Linked DNA regions of Homo sapiens: all the other regions are linked to region 1. A link is a loop called in an ENCODE intact Hi-C map of the cell type or tissue named here. Cell type or tissue: PC-9. All regions are shown on one strand.

Region 1 (8,000 bases):
GAGTACAGTTTCTTTCTCTCCCTGTCCTGGGACTTCACCCTGTACTCTTCAACTAATCAACAATCTCTATGCTTTGGCTCACTCCAAAACTCTTAAAAACCCTCGCCCCAGAGTCCCCGGGAAGATGGATTTGGGGTTTTCTCTTTTCTCCTCATTTGTTGGCCTTACCATTAAACCTCTGTCTCTGTTGCAACCTGGTGCCTCTGGGTATTGACTTGCTGTGAACATCCAGGCAATGAACCTATTACAGCTACAGAATGAATACACAAATAAATGCATATGTGATGCCCCACTTGTATACATAAATAAGCCAGCGGAGAAAACCAAACACCACATGTTCTCACTCATAAATGGAAGTTGAACAATGAGAACATGTGGACACAGGGAGGGGAGCATCACACACCGGGGCCTGTCGGGGAGTGAGGGACTAGGGGAGGGATAACATTAAGGAGAAATACCTAATGTAGATGATGGGTTGATGGGTGCAGCAAACCACCATGGCACGTGTATGCCTATGTTACAAATCTGCACGTTCTGCACATGTATCTCAGAACTTAAAGTATAATAATAAAAAATAAAAATTACACTGCAACTTGTCAAAAAAGTTATACTTGTTGCTCTGTTTATTTGAAACGTGAAATTGCAGCCTGACGTGATTTCTTTAAAATCCCATGTTACTTGCAAATAAATGAAATATTTCAAAATGAGTACACTTAGCAGAAACTTAGTAGTGTATGTATAACTTCAGGAGATCAATAAGTGCAAGTCAGTAACTAAAATGACCATATTCTTACCAACCAAGGTCATAGCGTCGTGTGTTTACGGTGTTTTTAAAGATTTCAAAATGCCGGGCTAATGTGATTATATGTGATATTATTGTTGTCTTTTTGTACAAAGTGAGTCATCTCAAGTTGAGTAACTTGTTCTGAGTAAGATAATGACTCACTGAGAAAGCCTGAAATACCATCTAAATGGCTTCTATTAGAGCCCACTGCTGTCTGTGGACTGTTTTATCAGTGTGATTTATTTACAGGTCTGCTTCTAAATTGCGTATTTGTTCCATCATTTTGAAGAAGAGTTGCATTTCATTAAGAATATGTACATAGTGAAAAAACAATGACATATTTTAGCAACTAGAATTCGCAATGAATTTAATTCTAAAGAAGAGTAGTATGCAGAATTTTTTTCCTGAAAAAGCTTGATGCTCATGTTTTTACAGTCTATAAAGTTAAAATATCTATTCTGAGTTTTGCAAACAATTTATTGCATGTGTGTAAAGCATTGCATTTATTTATAATTCTGCTATATTATGCTAATTTAAGAAATAAACCCTAAAATCATGCATGACAATTCCCAAGAATGCTAAGCTTTTTTTGAGACGGAGTCTCACTCTGTCGCCCAGGCTGGAATGCAGTGGTGCGATCTCAGCTCACTGCAAGCTCTGCCTCCCGGGTTCACACCATTCTCCCGCCTCAGCCTCCCAAGTAGCTGGGACTACAGGTGCCCGCCACCACGCCCGGATAATTTTCTGTATTTTTAGTAGAGACAGGGTTTCTCTGTGTTAGCCAGGATGGTCTCAATCTCCTGACCTCATGATCTGCCCGCTTCGGCCTCCCAAAGTTCTGGGATTATAGGCGTGAGCCACTGCTCCCAGCCCCAGTTTTTCTTAATTTATTTTATATACTCTGTATTTAGTTGTAGAATCCTCCCCTTCAATTTGAGCAGCTACATTAATATTAGCATTTTAGACAGGCACCGTGGTTTGCACCTTTCATCAGGCATCTGACATTTGACTAAAATGGCAGTAGTCTGAGGTGGGAGGATCACTTGAGCCCAGGAATTTGAGGCTGCAGTGAGCTATGAGCACACCATTGCACTACAGCCTGGGTGACAGAGAGCGACCCCATCTCTGAAGAAAGCACATCTTATAGTTTCAAAGTGCTTTATGGCTTGTTAAGCTCCTTCACAGAAGTTGGCTTATTTGATGCTCACAACTTGTGATAGAGGGAAGATAAATATTATTCCCCCCTCCCCATATGTTGGGTGAGAAAAGTGCACTTTTTTTTTTTACAAAAGTGGAATAATTTAGGATTGTGCATGAAGGGAAGAAAAAGAATAAATATGTCTGGGGGAAATATGTAAACCAGTTCATTTCTTTAGTTGTAGAGAGACTTTTTTTCTTTGCATAATAATAGCAGGTAATATTTAGTGCTTACTATATGCCAAGTGTGAATTGACCCATAGAATTCTCATAATAGGGCGTGAAGCAGGTATCCTTTTTTGCCTTGATTTTAGGGAACAGAGAACTATGGAACAGAGAGGTAAGTAAAACCATTAGAAAGTGCCAGAGCTGGGACCCAAACTCAGGCCTTTGAACTGTGCTTTTAACCTCTATGCTCAGTGGTGTACTGGTGTAAAACAGTTTTCTGGGAAATACATTTTAAAAGCCCAAGTTCCATTTGTGTAAATACTCCCATCATGGCCAATTTCAAGCTGCCCATGGTTTAATAGCCAGCTTGGAAAATTCCTGAATATTTACTGATCAGTGATTAAGAGCCAGCTTGCCCTAGGACACCTTTGACGATCCTACATGGCCTCTCTGCGCCTGTGGACAGTATCATCTGAAGAAAGAATATTCAATTATTATTTTAAAATTGACTATTGAGTTAATATTTACTTACAATGAAATATATTCGTTTTAAATGTGCAGTTTGAAGAGCCTTGCTAAATGGACCCATCACCACAGTCAAGATACGGAACACTTCCATCGGTCCCAAAGGTTCTCAGGTGCCCCTTCCAGGTTAACCAGTTAATTCTCACTCCTCCCACACCTTTCAGCTCAGGTGACCACTGAGCTTATTTCTGTCACTATAGATGAGATTTTATCTTTCTGAAAGTTTCATATAAATGGAATCATACAGTATGTATTCTTTTGTGTCTGGTTTCTTTAGCTCAGCACAATCTTGGATTCAGTTCCAAGATTTAAGAAACATTTACTACCCCATAAAAAAATCATTTACTCAGCTATATGATTAAGAATTTCATTTTCATTTGATATTTGAGTATGTTTTTAAAGCCTGAGTAGTTATTGATTGGCTGGTTTTCTTAACTCTAAATAATTGCTAACTTTCTTTTTCACTTTATGCCTTGTAGAACTGCCTCCTTACTGGTGAACTTTTTGGAAACTAATTATTAGTTAAATAAGACAATTTTAATTTGCTAAGTTGATCGTTGTAAAAGGTTTGCTTTTTTTCTTCTTTCTTGTTTTAAAAGATAAACCTTCTAGTATCAATACATCTCAAGTGGCTTGAACACACAGGCTTAGCTTATTTTTATTTTATTTTATTTTATTTTTTGAGACGGAATCTTGCTCTGTTGCCCAGGCTGGAGTGCAGTGGTGTGATCTTGGCTCACTGCAACCTCCGCCTCCTGGGTTCAAGCTATTCTCCTGCCTCAGCCTCCCTAGTAGCTGGGACTACAGGCGCACGCCACCACTCCTGGCTAATTTTTGTATTTTTAGTAGAGATAGGGTTTCGCCATGTTAGCCAGGCTGGTCTCGAACTCCTGACCTCAAGTGACCCACCTGCCTTGGCCTCCCAAAGTGCTGGGATTACAGGCATGAGCCACCGCGCCCAGCCAGGTTAGTTTATTTTAAAGTTCATTTCTTGAGACTCCAGAAGATGGCACTCTTACAAAGCCTAAAGAAATAAAGCTTTGGCTTTGTTTTTCTACGTGGTTGTTTTTCTAGGTGGTTCCTTCCTGCTGTGACCCATTTGCAAAGCCATTTGTTTGGGAGAATAACATTTATTTTTTTTTCTGATTATCAGAGTCATATATGCTGTTTGTTAAACATTTTAATAAAGGTATTCTTCAAACCCCTTGCTAATCCCCAAGAGATAACTACTATAACAGTTCAGTATATATACAGTATTTTCCAGACCTTCCACTAGCTTTTACACACAACATATGCATATCAAAGTAAAAATTTAAATTTGTAAAATTTTAGATTTTAGGATAATCATAAACAATGTACTTGTCTTTTGCTATAGGATTCTTTATTCAGTTTTTTTTTCTTAGGAGTTCTTTTCTTTAAAGACAGACCTTCCACTTCTGCAATTCATTACTTGCCGAGTCCAAAGGGACCTCTCACATCTGTGTTGAATTAGGGCTTGTGGCCTAGTGAATGAGGGATAGACTCTCATGATAAGGATGCTGCTATGGTCTGAAAGTTTTTGTCCCCCCATATTTGTATGTTGAGACCTAATCACCAATGACCCAGTATTAGGAGGTGGGGTTTTCGAGAGTGGATTAGGTCATGAGGGTGGAGCCCTGGCGAAGGGGATTATTGTCCTTATAAATGAGGCCCTGGGGCATTGCTTTGTCCCTTCTGCCATGTGAGGATATATCGAGAAGCTGTGTATGATCCAGAAAGCGGGTCCTTATCAGACAGTGAAGCTGCCTCCAGAACTGTGAGAAATAAGTTTCTCTCATTTTTAAGCCACGCGGTCCGAGGTATTTTGTTCTAGCCGCCCGAAGGGACTGATAGATGCTGTGCTAGTTGCATTTCTTGTCAGTGAGAACAGGGCAAAGTGAAGTTACATAATAAGAAATGTAATGCTTCCTTTGCCAAGTGAAGACTTATAGGATATTTTGGCCAAGATAGTATCAGAAAAGGACTATTATTTGGGTCTTGCTGGCTGTGCCATGAAATCCTAGCCATTGGAACTTCAATGGGAAATTTTGTGAAATCACGAATTTTTTTCAGATAGTTTTTTCCCCCACGATATAACCCTGCCGGTAGCTGACTTCCCCAAGAGCATATAGTCCAGGAGACCAAGGAAGAACTGAAAGGCCTTTGTGATCTATCTTTGGAGGTCATATACTGTCACTTCTTCAATAAATCTGCTCCTCGTTCATTGTGAGAAGGAACTACACAAGGGAATGAAGACCAGGAGGCAGGGATCACTGGCACCAACCTGGAGGCTGCCACAAGTCACCAATATGTGGGTGCTATTTAAAACCATGGGATTGGCTGGGTGCGGTGGCTCACACCTGTAATCCCAGCACTTTGGGAGGCCGAGGCGGGCAGATCATGAGGTCAAGAGATGGAGACCATCCTGGCCAACATGGCAAAACCCTGTCTCTACCAAAATTACAAAAATTAGCTGGGCGTGGTGGTGTATGCCTATAGCCCCAGCTACTCAGGAGGCTGAGGCAGAAGAATCGCTTGAACCTGGGAGGTGGAGGTTGCAGTGAGCCAAGATTACACCATTGTACTCCAGCCTGGGCAACAGAGCGAGACTCCCTCTCAAACAAACAAACAAAACCCATGGGATAAGATCAGGGAGGAGAGGCTGGGGAGGGATCAGATGAGGTTACCTGGGGAGGGAGTATAGAGAAAAGACAAGAGGATTGAGCCAACATTCAGTCACAGAAGTCTGAGAAAAAGCTGCCTACAGAGTGATGGCTCTGGGAGCTTTGTGGTAAAAAATTTCCAAGAGAAGGGAATGCTGAGAAACTATGGTACTAGCTAATAAATGACCCTTGCATTTATACTTGTGCAAAATCCTTTCCCCTTTGAGTCTCACACCATTCTTATGTAGTTGTAAGGAAAACAGATGTTATTTAAAGCAGTAACTATTTGCAGACACTTTTGAGCACCAGGGAAGTAGAATCCTTTATTTATTACTTGGGGGCTGTGGACCTTGTTCAGAGGCCTTGATAAAATCCTTTTGAGTCTGAAAGGTAAAGGTTACCCTAGGATGTGTGCTGGAAGGTGAAGGCTAGACAAAGAGAGCTGAGCGTATAATAAAGTGAGATGAGTGGAGGATCTGAAACCATTAAAAATATTTTTTTCTTTTCTTTTTTTTGAGACAGGGTCTTACTCTGTTGCCCAGGCTGGAGTGCAGTGGCACGATAACAGCTCACTGCATTCTTGACCTTCCCAGGCTCAGGTAATCCTTCCACCTCAGCCTCCCAAGTAGCTGGGACTACAGGTGTGCACCCCCACACCCGACTAATTTTTTTTTATTTTTTAAATTTTTTTTGTAGAGACAGAGTTTTACCATGTTGTCCAGGCTGGTCTTGAATTCCTGGGCCCAAGCAATCTGCCCATATTGGCCTCCCAAAGTGCTGGGATTACAGACGTGAGCCACTGCATCTGGCCATATAAATGATATTAAAAGGAAAAGCTGCATACTGAAGCAAATCAGCTTAAGTTGGCTGACTAGCCATTGGCCTTTGGACTCAGCTCTGGAATTCCTCTTGTCTAACACAACTCCTCCCTCTCCCTTCTGCTTCTTTGACACTCCTTATTCACCATGTCTCCTTGTTTCTTCATCCCACTTTGGTTTCATACAGTAAATAATAATAAGACACAAATATTGAGTACTTTCTAGGTGCCAATAGTTTCCAGGTTCCTAGTGCTTTAGGTACACGACCTCATTTCATCTTCACAAAACCCGTGCCATGAAGCAGGTGCAGTCATTGCTATCATTTCCACTTTAAGAAACTGAGGAACACAGAGGTTAAATTACTTGTTATTAAGTAGCAGAGCCGGAAATTGAACCCAGTGTGATGTTAGAGGCCAGGCTCTTAATCATTGAATTTTGCCCATTTTCCTTTTAGGGTTTTGAATTTGGCAACCCATGTTGAACCACCATCTACTCAGGCTGAGACTTTGGCTGCCTTTTTCCCTAATGCAGAACATGATTTTTGTTACTGACTTGTGGGTCTGACCTGCCCCAGTGGGGACCCCACCCTGGGCCTCACTGCTGCCAGCTAGGAGAAAGGAGAGCAGAACCATGTTTGTTCACACCCTCTGTCTTTTCACATGTATTTGCCCTGTTGCCTTTCTCCCTCGTCTACCTGGATGATTTCTTTATGTAGCATTTCATTGCCCCTCCTGGAAAATTGTTCACTTCTTCCATGTGTCCTTCGAAGTTCTGTTTGTTTTCTTTTTTTTGCTTTTTTTTTTTTTGAGACAGAGTCTCACTCTATTGCCATGCTGGAGTGCAGTGGTGCAATCTTGGCTCACTGCAACCTTCGCCTCCCGGGTTCAAGTGATTCGCCTGCCTCAGCCTCCTGAGTAGCTGGGATTACAGCCACCTGCAACTGCACCCGGCTAATTTTTGTATTTTTAGTTAAGATGGGGTTTCACCATGTTGGCCAGGATGGTCTTGATCTCTTGAGCTCATGATCTGCCCGCCTCAGCCTCCCAAAGTGCTGGGATTACGGGCGTGAGCCATGGTGCCCAGCCCTTTGAACTTCTATTCAACAGATCTCACTGTATCAACATTCTTGGTAGGTGTTTATCTCTGCCCTCAACCATGAGCTCCTCAAGGCAAGGACCATATCATATTCATCACTGAGCCTCCAACCTGGCACACTGTAGGGGCTCAGCGTTTCTTGACTGCATGAATGATGGTGCTAGAAAATGAACAGGACAACTCTCAACTGCTGTAGTAGACAATATAATTTTGCTACAACCTTGATGAGCTTACATAAAAAGGCCAGAACTTCTAAAAGAATCTTCTTTTAGCTTAATCCTCAAACCCTGACATCTTCATCCCAGTTTTATCTACATTATCATTATTATCATTATTAATGTTGTGTAGAGATGGGGGTCTCTCTATGTTGTCCAGGCTGGTCTTGAACTCCGGGCCTCAAGCAATCATCTTGCCTCTCAGCCTCCCAAAGTGCTGGGATTATAGGTGTGAGTCATTACTCCCAGCCTCTATTTTATTAGTAGTATTTCAAAAACTTCTCTCTATGCTCTTGACATTCTTGTTGGAATCAAGGCATACATTTCACATTATTACCATTCATCTTTTATTACAATTAACTCTATTAAAACAATACTACTTGATTAAAGCTCTATGATTAAAAAATATTCCGGGTTACCAGAAGAAAGTTCGTTAAAAGACTACTCCAGGTCCAGAAGGATATAAGGTAATTTTGATTTGTTACAAAGACCAACATGACCAAAATGACTTGTGACT
Region 2 (8,000 bases), 690 kb after region 1:
TCACTGCTCCCTGTGCGGTGGGGTGGAGGGAAGGGGAAAGTGTTCTTCCAAAAAGCTGAGATTTGAAGAATGAGGAGTGGGAAGAAAAGGGCTCGGGTGGTGGGTGTTTCTGGCACAGGGAAAGCTGTGGGAAATGGCCTGGCCAGGTGAGACAATGCGGGGAGTTCAGGGAGGGAGCAGTTCAGTGTGTTGGAGGCGTAACACTGGGAGAGTTGGAGGCCTGGAGGCTGGGGAAGGCAGGGGAGGGGACAAGTGCTGCCTGCGGGCCTGTTGGCAGTGGGGGTGTGGGTGGATAAGAGACGGGCCAATGGAGGGCCTCACGGAGGGGACAACTGCGAGGGTCCGACTCACCATGCAGGTCCTGAATAAAGCCGTGCTGGGCCTGGAGAAGTGTGGGTCGGGGAGGGATGGACACTGAACAGCAAGGCTCACCTCACATCCAGGAGGCCCCCCGCCAGCCCCGCCATGCCACAGGCACTGACGGTTGCCACTAAGCCTCAGAGGCCAACTGCATTTATTTGGAAATGGAGCAAGGCACTGGCCATGTCCAGGCTGGCTTTCCAGCCCTGTCCCCCAAAATCACAGTCTTCCTGCAATTACTCACAGGTGCTGGCCAATAGTGCTTAGGTTCTCAAATGCCTGCTTCTACTCAGGCTATCCTATCCACCTGCAGGGTCCTTCCCCTCAGCCGTCACAGGTTGAAACTGTGCCTCTTCACCATTGCCTGGAGTAGACAGAATAATGGCCCTCCAAAGATACGCCAATCGGAACCTGTGAGCATGTACCTTCCATGGCAGAAAGAGACTTTGCAGATGTGATTACATTAAGGATCTTGGAATGGGGGTTGGGTTATCCTGGATTATCCGATTGAGTCCAAAGTAATCACAAGGGTCCTTGTAAGAGAGAGGCGAGATGGTCAAGGTCACAGAGAGGAGCTGGGACCATGGAAGCAGAGGTCAAAGTGAGGCACTTTGAAGGAGGAAGATCCCACAAGCCAAGGAAGGCAGGCAGCCCCTGGAGGCTGGAAGAGGCCAGGAGACAGACTCTCCCGTAGAGCCCCTAGAAAAAAAGCATTTCTGATGACACCTTGATTTTAGCCCATAAGGCCCATTTCAGATTTCTGACTTCCAGGCCTAGAAGATAGTAAGTTTGTGTTGTTTTAAGCCACTGAGTTTGCCACCACTTGTTACAGCAGCAACGTGGAACTCATACATCACCTCTTCCTTCAGGCCTTTGTGATCCCTGGCACTCGCTCTTCCTCCTCTGAGCCCCTCTGGTGCTTTACCTGACCCTCTCCCAGGCACTGTCCTCTTCCTATATGGGTGAGAATTCATTGGCTCTTATCCCCTCTACCAGCCAGTGAGCTCCTTGAGGCTGGGGTCTGGCTCATATTTGTGCCCCCTTGCCCAACCACTGGTTGGGCTGATAATTCTCCCTGGATCCTTAGATCTACTCTCCACCTTCCTCTGTCCTGCTCTGTACCTGGAAGGATGATCCCTGTGTCACTGGCTCCCTTCCCTCCAACTGCCCCATTGGAATCAGCCATCCATCAGTAGGCAGCAGCGGAAGATGGAGAACAGGAAGAAAGGGGCCTGTGTATCTATCCCCCCACCTCTCCTTGCCCAGCCACGGTTCTGGCTGCAGCTGCTCGCTCTAAGGCTCCTGCAGGGCAGCCCTCCCCTGGCCACACCCCCTCAAACTCCCTTTTCCCATCCCTCCGCTTCCCACTGCTCTGCTCTGGGCTGTCTGATCCCTGCTGCTCCTGTCCACACCTCCAGAAATAGTTCCCTTTCTACACTCGGTCAACCCTGAGAGTCCGTCATATTCTGTGGGGCCCCTGGTGGATGCAGATGTGGCTGATCATCTACGTGGACAGCCAGGTGCAACACGCCTGGTAGATGTGTGAACACTGCTTCGGTCTGTCTGTCTTAGATGATGGCTGGCTGGGAGGGGCACTCCCCATCCCCAGCACACAGGCAGGAAGAAGGGCGTTGGCACTGACCAGGAGAGGCTGTGAGCAGGACAAAAAAGCAGCCAGACCCTCACCCCGTCTCTCCCCACACAGACCCACATGCTGACAGGTCCCAGGACACATTTCTCCTGCCCACCCTCACCCCTAGGGAGCTCCGGGCAGCGCAGAGGCTGGGCAAGTGGGACTGGCAGGGTGCCATGCCTTGGTCCCAGAGGGCTGCCTCCCTTCCTGGTAGGTCTGTGCCTGGTGCTGCCAGGCCTGGCCCGGCCTCCACACTCCTTCCCCTTCACACCACAATCTGAGCTGGCGAGTGACTCATCCCACCATCCTCCTACGTGCCCCGTCCCTGACTCCACCAAACTTGGCCTCTCTTGGCTCCATCTCTGCACTGGCTCACAGCAGCAAAAGCATGTCCACCCCCACGCCCTGCACCGCAGACTAAGGCAGCTCACTGCACCTCAACGAGGAAGAGCCAGGCTCTGACATTCCCAGCTTGGATCTCCAAGGAGGTGGCTGTACTGACACGTGGACAGAGCCCCATGGCCCCCACACTGACACACTGGATCAGGCAACTCTGCTGTCTCTTGACATCCATGATGTCCACTCCTTACAACAACCTTCCAAGGGTTACTGCCCATTTTACAGATGAGGAAACTGAGGCTCGGGGAGGTTACATGACATGGCAGGTGGTAGTGGAGCTGACTCCAAAGGCTCCTGCCTTCCTCTATAGCATCTCCCCCTCTACCCTGAGCCAAACTCCGGGAAGCCATGAGTTGTGTAGGAAAGGGCTTGGGCACTGACTTGGCGGTCCAAAGCCCTGAGGCCAGGCTCCGCCTTTCATCAGCTGGCTGACTTCGGGCAAGCCCTCGGCCTCTGTGAAACTGTTTTCCAGTCCATAACAGGAACAGGGATCCTGCCCTGCCCACCTCACCGGGCATTCAGAGGCTCAGAGAGAAGAAGCAGCGTCTGCAAAGTGAAGTCTGGGGAAGGTGGTTGTGGGGTGCCTCAGCAGCCCGCCACCGGAGCCCGGAGAGAGGCGGTGATGTCCGCTTTGGAGCCAACCTCGGCTCTGGACAGGGCAGGCTGCCGGCCACAAGGCCCCGTCTTTGCAAGCTCCCCAGGCGGGGTGCAGCTTCCTTTGTCCCTAGGCGGGGTGCAGCTTCCTTTGTCCTCAGACTGAACATCTCCCTCCGCCACCGGTGCGGGAGGAGCCCAGGACCTCGCCAACTCGGCTTCACAGCGCCTCCTGGGGGCCGCGAGGGGACTCGCCAACCTGCCTGCAGGCGGGCTCCCTCCTACCGCCTCCCTCTGCACCCCTGACCCTGCTCAGTGCTGTGTGAGAGGAACGGTCAGAGGGAGCCTGTCTGGGCAAAGGCAGGCCCCACACTCCAGGCTGCTCCCTGGCCTCCCTACAGCAACAAAGGGACGTTGAGCTGAGAGCAATACAAGAGAAAGAGCCCTAGGAGGGCTGGAAGTCCAAATGCCTGCATTCTACCTTTGTGGCCCTGGGCATGTGTCTTCCCCTCTCTGGGCCACAAAAGAGTGGAGGAGGCCACCTCTCTAAGGAAAGAGAGCTCCCCGCCCAGCGCTAAAACTGTGGTTTCTCTGACGCTCAATTTCCTGGCGTGTAACATGGCCACAAGGGGCCGCTGCAGCCACAGCTGTGAAGGAAACAGTTCACACCGTGCTATATCGTTCATGGATAGTTCATGGGGTTTTATAGGCTCTTGTTCATTTCCATAAAGTCTTCCTTGGACTTGGCAAACTTTTCCTCTGAAAATTCCAAAGTGTAACCAAGAAGGGAAAGGAAGAGAAGAGAACCAAGAGAAGGGAAAAGAGGATTTTATTTGGTTCGTGTTTGGACCTAAGAGAAAACCAGAAAGATTGCCCCTGCGGCTGAGGGGAGCCACAATATTGGCGAGAGATAGGAGAGGCCCCTCAGGGAGAAGAAAGCTTGGGGAATGCAGATCTCTCTTTAAGATTGATGACTTTCAGTATCATAAATCGGTAGAGCCAGAGAGTCCTCAGCCCTCGCCCCATTCCTTTATCAGTCACGCTCGCGCAAGCACTGGCCTCTGCCTCTCCTTGCAGAAGTGACTTGTTTACATGTTAGTACAGCTAGTTCCTGCCTGACTGAACCACTGTCATCTGAGAATTGAGGGTCAAAGTTGGATCTTCCCAGCTCAGAGGAGAAGCCTTCTCTAAACAAAGGAGGGGCTCAGCTGGGTAGGTTGTTGCAAAGAGAACTCACTTCAGAGCCAAGGCAGCCAGGCCCTGTCACTTAAAAGCTATGTGACCTTGTGCAAGTCATTGAACCTGTCTAAGACTCAGGATACTGAGACAGCAAGACCTTCCTCAAATTGCCGAGGTGAGAATTAATGAAATAGTCTGTCTAACGTGCCTGGGACCTACCAGAAGCTCAGCCAGTGGAGTCATTAAATTTTGTCTTTATTATTAGCAATACAGTTCTCGTAGCACACATTGCAAAGGATCGTGTACCCAGCTCAGGGGCACAAGGTGTGTGATTGCGAGGACATCAGAGAAAACAAGGTGCGATGAACTGGCGGTAGGCATTTGTTGGGACAATGACAGGGCCCTGGCCTGATCAAGGGAAGGATCAGGGGGAGAAGGAGATACTGGGGGGCTGGGAGGTGGGGATGAAGGAGGGGCACTGTCCCCACAACTCCTCATGCTCGGCTTCTGCAGTCCCGAGTACAGACCCAAGTCTGTTTCTCCTTGTCCCATTCTGCCTAAGGGCTGGAGCTTCTCAGAAACTCTGACAGGACATGTGTCCATCTTCAGTGGGGACCCTCCCCCTCCTAGAAGTCCCCCGTCCAGCTGGGGAGGACAGGTCAGGGTGAGGGCAGCAGCCACCCAGCAGCCTCCATCAGAGATCATCAGCATTTCCCACCATGAATTCAGCAGCGCATCTCGTGGTCAAATCCATAGGTGATTTCTGGGTTCTGTAGCCTCCTCTTATAAACTTACAAAGCACTTTAAGCAAACAAAAGCTTTGGCCAGGTGCAGTGACCCACGCCTGTAGTCCCAGCACCTTGGGAGGCCAAGGCCAAAAGCTTTGAGAAGTCCTGCAAAAAAAAAAAAAAGGTTTGGTTTGTTTATCTCCATGTTTTCCACTGGATTTGATCACAAGAGTTTTGTTTGGGGTTATTTTATATTAATTAACACCCCTGGGAACATACACTGGAAAATCCAGGGGCCCAAAGAACTCAAGATAGGGTTCCAGTTAAGAACTATTATGTTCCAGACCAGCCTGGCCAACATGGTGAAACCCCATATCTACTAAAAATACAAAAAATTAGCCGTGTGTGGTGGCATGTGCCTGTAATCCCAGCTACTTAGGAGACTGAGGTGGGTGGATCACCTGAGGTCAGGAGTTCGAGATCAGCCTGGCCAACATAGTGAAACCTCGTCTCTACTAAAAATACAAAAAATTAGCCAGGTGTGGTGGCGGGTGCCTATAATCCCAGCTACTCAGGAGGCTGAGACGGGAGGATCACTTGAACCAGGAGGTCAAGGCTGCAGTGAGCTGAGATCGCACCACTGCACTCTAGCCTGGGTGACAAAGCGAGACTCCACCTAAAATTTAAAAAAAAAAAAAAAAACTAGTATGAAGGGAATGCTCTCAACGAGCATCCCCTGCCCCAACTTTTTGTACCTCAAACATGACTATTTGCTGTGGATTCTGAATTTGCTTTGTTTCCTTTGTATTTTGCAGTTTTCCATTAGGGCTGACAGAAGTTCCTTTGGGAAAACCCCAGCATGTGTTAGTCATGCCGAGGGGAATGGAGGGAAGGAACTCGCTTTGTTCTCATTTTGGCCTGAGAGGAGGGAGAACAGTAGGACCCCTGGGGCTTGGGGGCTGGCATGGCCTGAGATGGATGTGAGACCCAGGGGCAGAGAAAATGCTAAGAGCTTTTTGGACCATGGATTTTCCATGACTCAGAAAGTCAGTGGAGCCCGCCCTCCCTGGTGCCCTCGTTCCTTCATTGCCACTGCATTTGTTCCACACACTGAGGAGTCTGGTGAGGAAACTGAGGCCCAGAGACAAGAAATACCTGGGACAGAGACTCACTGTTCATGGGTAGCTGCTTGCTTTCCAAGAAGACATTTCCAGAGCTTTCCTGCTCGTGGGAGGTGTCTGTAATTGTTTTAGACAGCATGAGGTGAAGAGGGTGGGCTTGCGGGTCAGACCCACTCAGATCCTTTGTCAGCTGAGTTATGTCATTTCTCTGAGCCTCAGTTTCCCATCTGGGAAGCTGGGGGTAGTGAGAAATAAGGAAGATGACTTCTGTACATGCTTGCCACCGTCCCAGGACAGACGAGGCCCAGCTGCCATACAGAGGAGGTGACAGCATGGAGCGGGGTCAGGGGTGCAGAAGGAGGCGCTAGGAGGAAGGGACAAATGAGGATAGAGGCTGTTGTCCATAGAGCACACTCCTTGGAGGGAGGAGGGACCCAACTCAGACACAGCTCACTCAGGTCAGGGGCAGGAGCCTCTGAGGTGGGTGGGGGGGTGTGACGGGCTGGTGGGAGCTCGTAAGCAGGGACATGCCCCTGCCCTGGAGGTTACTCAGTGGGGCTGGGAGTTTCGCAGGTGGTGCTTCTCAGTCCAGCGCTGCTTCCGTGGGTTAGGATGAAGACCCATCTTCTTGCCTTGTCCTCCTCCACGAGGGGCTTATCCAGAACAAAAGCTGTTGGCAGTTCCTGGCCAACAGGTTCTCCTCCTCCACTGCAGGGCTAGAAAAAGGTGAAAACAAAAGGGACATGTGCTTCTCTGTGGCTCTCGGGGTACAGTTCAGTCTCCCCACCATGAGCAAGTCCTCCACGACTGACCGCCTACTCCCACCAGCACCTCGTCATCCCTCTTCAGCCCCTCCTCACCCTCTGCACAGTAGCCCCAGGAAGTTCAAGTTCCAGCTCCTCCAGTGGGCCACTTTCAGTCACACCTCCAGGCCTTCACTGATGCAGTTCCCCCTACCCAGAACTGCCCACCCCCAACACACACAAACACACACACACACACACACAAACACACATGCACACCACCTCCATTGAATATCACCTCCACCAAATATCACCTCCACCAAATATCAAATATCAAATCCAACATCTTCCTGGTGTGTTGACCCAACACTTTCTCCAAAGAATGTTCCCTGCCTCCCAAGACTGTGTTAGTTGTTTCTGCTGTGTGGCCCAGAGTCCCTGGGCTTCCCCCTAATGGAATGCAGCATACTGTATGGAGGTGGCTGTTACCTGTTGGTCTCTCCGACAAGACTCTATGGGGGCAGACTCTGCCTGGGTCACTGTAGTAGCCCCAGCTACTAGCCCCATGCCTGGCACAGAGTAGGCCCTCAGTGATTACCCATTGAATGAAGGGGTCAATGACAGGCAGAGTCTCCACTTGGGGCTCCCAATGAGCAGAGAACTTGGGGAAGCTAACCTTCCTCCCCACACACACCCCACCTTTGAATCTCAAGCTTGACTCTTATGGGTTTGGTGTTGATTCACTTCCCTGAGGTTTCCCTCCATCTTGACAAATGCTCCTTCTGACAACCCCAACATGACTGAGTCATGGTGAGGGCAAGAGATGAAAGGAATCATGTTTGAGAGTTTGGCCTGAGTTCGGGTGAGGATGGCATGTCTCTGAGGCTGAGGGTGCTGGTAGCAGCAAAGACAGACTGAGGGATTCCCGGGTGGGAAGAAAGCTCAGGAATATCAAAGCCATCGGAGGACACATGAGTGTCACACCCAGCATGTGGGTGCAGAGCCGTCCTTAGGGACTGTCTGTCCTTGCAGGGTTATTCACCCAGGACCCCTCTGCACCCACACTCTGCTTCTGATACTCATGTGTTCTCCGACAGCTTTGATCTTCCTGGGGAGAGATCAAGGTAACTCTTGGAGAAAATTGAGGCCACAGCGCAATCTTAAAAAGTGTTAAAAATTGTTAGAGGCCAGATAGGTCGTGCTAAGAGCAGGAGGTAGGGAGCCAGATCAACACTGGTGTGGG
Region 3 (8,000 bases), 240 kb before region 1:
CTGTCTCCAAGGTTCTGACTCCTTGGGGCTGAACCCAGGTCTCCTTCACCTCTGAGTTTCCCCCATCACTTGGCTCTTCATTAAGCCATCAGTAAGTACTGCATGAGCAAAAGGACAAGATTTATCATTGGATCTCAGAGGATGGCCTCTGTCTACCATCTTATTTTCTGAAGAAGTGGCTGTTTGCTTTCCAGGAAGAGGCCGGGGAGAGAGCTGGAAGGAGGGTCCATAGCAGATTTCTCCCAGGAATCTGGAAGAGCTGAAGTCTCATGAGGATCAGGACTGTGGGCTCAGGGGGCACCTAGCCGGGCGCTTGGGAACGACAGACCAGTTTGCTGGTTTAGGCAGGAGAAAGGGGGTAGAAATCTTGTTAATTTCTGGCAGTGTAGAAATCTACCCAGTCTACCAGTTTGGGAGAGGGTTGGTTTTCAGGGTGAGGCCAGAAGAAATTCCACACAGATGTATTCCAGCTCCTTCTTTCTGGGGGTACAGAGTAGGGTGAGCTATAAAGAGTGAAGGGATGGGACCACCTCCAAGAGCAGCCACCTCTGACCCAAGAACCATGTTTCCAAATGGACAGAGTTGATTTAACAACGACTCAAATATCCTACAAGTTAATACCTACTTCTTTCTCCTCAATCAAGGCCCAGTCATCCCTGGGGAGAAGCCTTGAGTGCTGGGCTGGGCCCTGGGTGGGGAATTTAATGTGCTGTCATTTTACTGACATCTGTAGAGGTTTGAAACTGGACAAACAGGAAGTGTCCTGTCTTTAACACTTGCACAATCTCAAGCCTTTTGTGAAATATCAAGGAGTGGAGGTCGCAGGGGCCCGTGGTGTGAGGTGCTGTGAGGTAGCCCTGGACCTGTCTCTGATCCTGAGAGCTGGGCCCTCTGCAGCTGAGAACGTGCCCTGCAGCCGCTTTCCCTCCTTAGCCGTCGTGCACAACCTGTGCTGTGAGACGCTGCTGCTTGCCTGGCACTGCTGTTGAATCAGTCTCCATCTCCTCATTTTGATGGCAGCCTGGGTTTGTTATCCTTCAAAGATCGTCTCTTGGAAGGACACCAGCCTCTGATTACATTTCCGAGCCTGCCTGGAGGCAGCTAAGCTAATCCGACACGATTTGGGTGGATTCCCTTCTGGCCTCATGTTCTGACACAACCTCTGGCAGCAGTAGGGTGGGAAGATGGACAAAATAATTACGCCCTATGAGTTGAAAGGAGAATTAAAATTAATTCCCTCGTGCAACTTTTTTTTTTTTTTTTTTTTTGCGCCAGGTGTGGTGGCTCACGCCTGTAATCCCAGCACTTTCGGAGGCTGAGACGGGTGGATCACTTGAGGCCAGGAGTTCGAGACCAGCCTGGCCAACATGGCAAAACACTCTCTCTACTAAAAAATACAAAAATTAGCTGGGTATGGTGGGACATGCGTGTAATCCCAGTTACTAGGGAGAATGAGGCAGGAGAATTGCTTGAACCCGGGAGGTGGAGGTTCAGGGAGCCGAGATCACGCCACTGCACTCAAGCCTGGGCAACAGAGACTCTCAAAAAAAAAATTTCTTTATGAGTACCTAGTAGCAGATAATTCAGGGCTGTTCTCTATTCCTTTTGTAACAGGTCTAATTTATGGCAGTAATTTTTTTAAAAAACTATTTTTTTCAGTAGAATTTTGTACATATGACTTCTATAACATTTAGGACATTTATCCTTGCTTATTATAAAAATGATTTAATTGTAGTAAACCCGGTTTTGAAAAGAGAAGAATAAGAGATCGCCCATAATCTTAACACTGAACACACCGGATCCAGTTTGTTTTCCCAACCAGTCTTCATCTGATAGCGTGTTTAATTGCATGATCCTAATATACATTTACTTTTTGAAGAAACCTAGTTTGCACGGTCCCATGTGGCTACATAATCTTTCTCATCATCGTTAAGGCACAAAATACCTTTAGGATCATAATTTACTCAGCCAACTTCCTGCAGCTGAAAATTTAATTATTTCTTTTACCTTTCAAACCAATGTGTTTGCTTGTCTTTTCTGGACTCTGCCCTGGGGCCCCGGCAGAGAGGAGGTGGAGCCGTGGAACAGGGTTAGACCCAACTCATCTTCACGTCCTGCCCCTCAGCCCGGCCCTTGGCCCGACCCCTGCCAAATGGCTCCGGCTGTGTTCAGGTGCCTGCGGAAAGGCGCTCCTACCTGTCAGCAGTGTAAGGGCATTTCCAGGTCACATCTGTCAAGGACTTTCATTCATGGAGCACTTGCCCACTGGACACTTGCCACTTGTGTAGACACCTCCTCTAGCAGGGACCATGCCATACTGCATCTTTTATTACTGGTGCCAAGGAGGGTTCCTGGCATATAAAAAGTGCTCAGCAGTTGTTTGTTGAGTGAATGAAAGTTAAGAGTGATTGACAACTCACGAGGAATCCTGTAAGTCACCAGGCTCTTGCCCAGCTTGGGCTGCAGAATCGGACACTGTGCTGCTTCACAGGCCTTGGGGACTTTGACTAAGATACCTTCCCCATCCCCCAACTTCAACCATACATTTATGAAGGTTTAATAGCGCAGGGTCCCCACCAGACCCTCCAGCGTAGGTCTATTTTTTTTTTTTTGAGATGGAGTCTCACTCTGCCTCCCAGGCTGGAGTGCAGTGGCGTAATCTCGGCTCACTGCACCCTCTGCCGCCCAGGTTCAAGCAATTCTCCTGCCTCAGCCTCCCGAGTAGCTGAGATTACAGGCACCTGCCACCGCATCTGGCTGATTTTTGTAGTTTTAGTAGAGACGGGGTTTCACCATCTTGGTCAGGCTGGTCTTGAACTCCTGACCTCGTGATCCGCCCGCCTTGGCCTCCCAAAGTGCTGGGATTACAGGCGTGAACTACCGCGTCCGGCCCCCTTTTTTATTTATTAGGGTGATCAGCTTGTTTCCGTTTTCCCGGGACTTGCCTGGTTTTATCACTGAATGTCCTTCCTCAGTCCCAGGTAAGCGGGGACAGAGTTCTCCTAGTTCTCGGCATCCAGTGCTTAACAAGCTCCTGTAGAGGGCGCTGGAGGAAAAGCTCAGGAGGCAGGTGCCGGATGGATTGAGCAGTTGCTGTCCCAGGTGGAAGATATCATGTCACCCGGACACCATCGCCCGGAAAATATCACGTCACCTGGACACCATCAGACTCAGGAGCGGGTTAGAAAACAACCGATCTCCTTAACCCTCCCCCAGGAAACGCTTGTGTCAGGAAACTGATGCTTATTGGCCAAGAGGGAGTGACCGTGTCAGACAAGTCTCTGTTTCTTCATCCTGAGAAAGCAAATCATGTATAAATGAATTGTGGTTGTTTCAGGCTGTCAAACTCCAAATGTGTTCTGGCTGCAACTACCCTGACAGCAGGATGCTCCAGTTGCATTGACCTAGAACAATCTAGGACAGAGAAAAAAAAAATCGCTTTGATTTTGTTGGGGAGGACACATTTTTTAATTCTGTCTTTCCAGGTTCTTGGCAGGATCTCTGTAACAAAAGTCAGGCTAGAAAGAGAGAAGCATATATATTTATTTAATACACGTTTTATGTGATACAGGGGCTTTTGTAAGGAAATGAAGACCCAAAGAAATGTTTAAACCTGAGTGTTTTTATACGGGGTTTGATGAAGAGTGGAAAGTCATGGAAGAATATGATAGGACAGAGGGGATGAGCTGAGGGTGGGAAAGCGGGGGGAAGCTCAGCAAGGCCTGTTTGCCCAGTTTCTCTTCTTCGCAGATAAAAATGCGCTCTTCCCCTGAGTATAGGGAGGGCACCTGTCACCTGAGGTTCTTATGACCTGCTTCAAGGGAAGTTCAGAAATTGGTTCAGCTTAAAACATCCACTATTTTCAAGGTGCCATATTTTGGGCCTGAATCCCATCCATTTTTTTTCAAGTGTGTCTATCCTGACACACATTTTTTTTCAAGTGTGTCTAAAACTGTCCATTTTCCCCTGGTTTATGTAGACCTATCCAATTCCCTTGGGAAACTCAGTGGGAAACATGAAATTTACTTTCGAAGTGGGTGGTGATAATGAAAAATTAATCTTGCTACGATTCTGGTAAGAGACCAGACCCACACAGACCCTACTTTGGGCATTACCTGGCTGAAGCCAGCAGCAAGGCAGCGCACCCTTCTGACACGCACAGGTTGCCAGGGGCTCCACATGCATCAGCCCCCTGCTTTGGTGCATCACATATATTGCTGTTGATGTGTTCAACTCTGTTGCAAAGTGTTTGGAACAGATAACATCACAGTCGGATCATTTATCAATTCTTTCACTCGCCCACCTTTTGTTGTTGAACCACATACTTTGGGTAATAACTACAGTTTATTAGGTATGCTGTGAACACTGTTTTTAAGGAGTGCCTGGCTGAAAACACCCACAAAATGATTTAAAAACACAAAGCTAGGCCAGGCAGAGTGGCTTACGCCTGTAATCCAAGCACTTTGGGAGGCCGAGGAGGGCGGATCACTTGAGGCCAGGAGTTGGAGACCAGCCTGGCCATCATGGCAAAATCCCGTCTCTACCAAAAATACAAGAATTAGCTGTGCATGATGACGTGTGCTGTAGTCCCAGCTACTCGGGAGGCTGAGTTAGGAGAATTGCTTGAACCCAGGAGGCGGAGGTTGCAGTGAGCTGAGATCACTCCATTGCACTCCAGCCTGGGCAACAGAACGAAACTATCTCAAACAGAACAAAACAAAACAAACCCTCCGAAACCCACAGAGCTAGTATTTACAAGTTGGAATGTCATCATTGTGAATGTTTCCATCTGCACAAATATCTGGAAAACGACTATTAGGATACCAGCCTTTATTACTGCTCTATTAAGAGAAGCCATTTGCTCCTAAGCCCTTCGCTCTCTTAAAAAAATCATTTTAAGAACTGGAGTGGTTATGAGAAAAGCACCGGTGCTTTTAAAGATTTGCAGAAGGGGGAAAGGTCACTTGGCTGTCAGTTTGAGTTTTTATCTCATAGATGGGGTACCTATCACTCACAGAACTGGAGTCGGATAGACCTGAGTGGGAATCCTGTCTCCATCATAAATTAACTGTGTGATCTTGGACAAGTTATTTAACTTTTCTAAACCTCAGTTTCTCCATCTTTAAAACAGAGATGATATTCATAATATGTCATTAAAAAGTATAACATTAGAATGTGTCGCACACTGAAGAACGTCCAACTCTTGGCAAAGTTCAGTCCAACTAGGCTTGAACATGTTTTTAAAAATATCCTGAGGCTCTGCTCTCCCCGGAAGAAGCTGTAAAGAACAATTCCAGCCCTGGCACTGAGACAATTGGATCTTAGATGAGTCATTCACTTCTCTTTTTTGGGGCCTCAGTTTCCCCTTTGGTAAAATGAAGAGATTAAACCAAATCAGTGATTCTCCAAACTTTGCTAGTCTGCTAGGCTTCTCCTTAGTAGCCTCTAATTCAGTAGTCTTGGGTGGGGTTCAGACAGCTTCCCTAGGAGATTCTGTGCTCAATCTGAGAGCCACCCACCTAAGAACCACAACCACAGCCACCTAGACTCTGACTGACATTTGATGGCTTCAAGGAGGTATTTTAAAGCTATTGTCCCAGAATACGTGGTGTGTTTTTTGAGGAGGAGGAAGATCTATCCACGGCACACATCAGGAAGAGGTGGTTAAAGGTCAGAGAGTTATTCTGCAGAAAATCCATCTGATTTGGTACTTCCTGAAATTTTTGACACCCAACCAGGGATGTCTTTTAAAAGGTTCCCCACTGCTCACAGATTGACAGGAAACCACAACAGGGGTAAAATGCACGCATAACACAGCATACATCAGACATGAGGGTAGTTCTCTATATAGCACAGTATTTTTTATTATTGTAGGCTTACAAATGATTTAAGTCTGTGTGTTTGTGTGTGTGTGTGTACTTTTTCATTTTGGTGGTATGGAAAGCTTTGGAGGGAAGAAGGAAAGGATTCCACAAGGAATAGTTTTTCCATATACATCTCCCATTGCAAGAACACTGATCTCCGAGTGGATTCTTTTGTCTTGAGTCTTTTGAATTATTGATCCACAATGATGAAATCCCTAGCACAGATGTTCAATCTTGATGTCATTTAATATCTCGTACAACAGCCTGAGGCTAATTTTCCTCTCTCCAGGAAAAATGGTTTGTAAGAGTTGATTGATCAACTCAAGCCCAAGATCACAAATATAAACTTCATTGGTAAAGTGATCTACTCTAATATTATCTTCAGGGATTAGAAAATAAAAAGTATAAAAAGTGCATGAGCATACAGTAAGTGCTCAACAAATGTTGGCTTTTATTATTATTAGGTGATCATGGAATTAACTTTCACTAATTTGCCCTTGAGTTATAAGCCGCTGTTGACCCGGGGATAGTTTCTAAAAAGACAAATCTCCTGCAACTGCAGGTAGCAGAAGATAGACCTTCCCATTAGTGCTGTCTTCTCCTAAGCGTGTTATCCAGACCACCATGTGGGATCCTTGGGATGATTTTGGGTAGTACACAGACCATTTAAATAATGTTCTTTGAAAAAAAAAAACTTTATTTAAAAAATAGAGACAGGGTCTTGCTATGTTGCCCAGGCTGGTCTTGAACTTCTGAACACAAGCGATCCTCCTGCCTTGGCCTCCCAAAGTGCTGAGACTTGGCCTTAAATAATACTCTTTTAAATAGTACGTATTTAGGCCTAAAGAGAACTACTAAAATATTTGCGTTAAGGTTATTTTCTTTTTTGACAAAAGACAATGGTTTTAACATTTATGCTGATATACAGTTTCCCTTTAAAATAAATCATTCAAGTGGAAGAAGCTGATTCAAAGAAAGCTGCTAAGTAATAATAGCACAAGTTGTACCCAGAAATGGTAAAAATTGTGATGGTGGCATGCAAATGACCGAGTTTGAGAAGTACTAGATCAGTGAACTGAACCTGTGTGCTCCCCGTTGGGCTACATCTGAAAACATTCGTCAACACTCATTTCATGGAGCTTGAATCCGTAGTACAGTTACAAAACTTCTGTGCTGTACAGGACCTTGAGGTCATCGTGGGACCACCCCTGTATTTTAGGCAGATGGTTTCCATGATCTGGAGATGTTGTGTCTCAAGTGCAATACACTGGGGAGGAAACACGACTTTACCAGATTAGAGAAAACCATGTTTGAAAAGAGACAGTCCTTCTATCCCAGGAGAGACACATTGGAGGGGAGACGACAGGACAATGAGAATGTAAACTATCTACGTTCCAAATTTTTCTGTACATTAAAAAAATTAAAAATTCTAAAAAAGAAAACGGAAATTGTCTTCTGAAAGGATCTCAAGGAGCACATGTCTTGAAATACCTGAAGATCTTTTACTTGGAAGGTGATGACATGTACTCTAATTGACTTCAAGTTGTGTAAGAGGGAGGCTGAAATTATAGGAAGACAGATTTTTAGTTCAGTGAGAGGAAATACCTTTAGTGAACTAAAGAAGGAATGAGCTATCTTAAGACATGATGGGCTCCCCAAGACTAGAAGTATTTATTTAAACAGAACCATGACGACCTTAGGGGACCTGGGACCAAGTGCTAGACGGGTGTGGAGGTGGCTGACCGAGGGTCCTTGCTGCCCCTTAAAGTCAAGGAGTTTAAGGCAGCCTTTCCTTTCTTTCAAGTGGCTCCTCAAAGGGAGCCATTATCTGCAGCTACTGTCTCAGTTTTATGTAAAGAGTATTTATCATTTGGGAATTTCCCCTCCCCATATAATACTTTTGACTCCTGAATGCATGCAAAAGAGCTGTAAGAAACTTTCTGGTGCTAAATGAGAAAATGTGTGAACATAAATGAGCTAGTTTAACTAAAAGTTCACCAAAATGTATTTTAAACATCAGGCTCTTAAAAACTCAATAGTTTGAAATTTGCATTTTAATCAGCGTTTGGCTAACAATATGAGATAAACTATTAGAGAAGTGTAGGTCATTCTGGCAAATAGAAAGTTCCATCATTT

What was found. Peaks named below come from ENCODE experiments on the same cell type or tissue, not always from the same donor. Only the 100,000 strongest peaks of a DNase experiment are listed, where the experiment ranks them.
Region 2: it touches region 1 in a loop (19-fold over the local background); 26 of 110 quality-filtered maps call a loop at or near these places.
Region 3: a loop joins it to region 1, with 11 times the contacts of the local background. A loop is called at or near these places in 3 of 110 quality-filtered maps.

What each region holds. Positions count from the first base shown.
Region 1 is chr17:40,853,487-40,861,486 of GRCh38, forward strand. KRT12 (keratin 12) reads right to left here. Exons shown (of 8, transcript NM_000223.4): 8 at 7,817-8,000. The region is part of intron 1 of LOC105371777 (a long non-coding RNA gene); the gene reads left to right. Among named protein-coding and RNA genes, the nearest start is that of KRT12, 9.7 kb to the right of the region's middle. RefSeq lists an enhancer at 3,511-3,805. In PC-9, a CTCF peak has its summit at 3,682 (motif pointing right); DNase peaks (open chromatin) are centred at 935 and 3,715; H3K27ac peaks cover 2,715 bases.
Region 2 is chr17:41,545,808-41,553,807 of GRCh38, forward strand. It overlaps LINC00974 (long intergenic non-protein coding RNA 974), which reads right to left. Exons shown (of 3, transcript NR_038442.1): 2 at 6,066-6,730; 3 at 3,799-5,058. Among named protein-coding and RNA genes, the nearest start is that of LINC00974, 4.7 kb to the right of the region's middle. RefSeq lists a cis regulatory region at 2,115-2,475 and enhancers at 3,353-3,966, 3,506-3,555, 6,508-7,008. In PC-9, CTCF peaks have their summits at 3,419 and 3,620 (motif pointing right); DNase peaks (open chromatin) are centred at 2,304, 3,204, 3,604, 4,144 and 2 weaker places; H3K4me3 peaks cover 3,548 bases; H3K27ac peaks cover 4,894 bases.
Region 3 is chr17:40,617,062-40,625,061 of GRCh38, forward strand. It overlaps SMARCE1 (SWI/SNF related BAF chromatin remodeling complex subunit E1), which reads right to left. Exons shown (of 11, transcript NM_003079.5): 11 at 7,901-8,000. Among named protein-coding and RNA genes, the nearest start is that of SMARCE1, 27 kb to the right of the region's middle. RefSeq lists an enhancer at 6,805-6,944. In PC-9, CTCF peaks have their summits at 3,039 (motif pointing right) and 3,241; DNase peaks (open chromatin) are centred at 750 and 3,190; H3K4me3 peaks cover 782 bases; H3K27ac peaks cover 349 bases.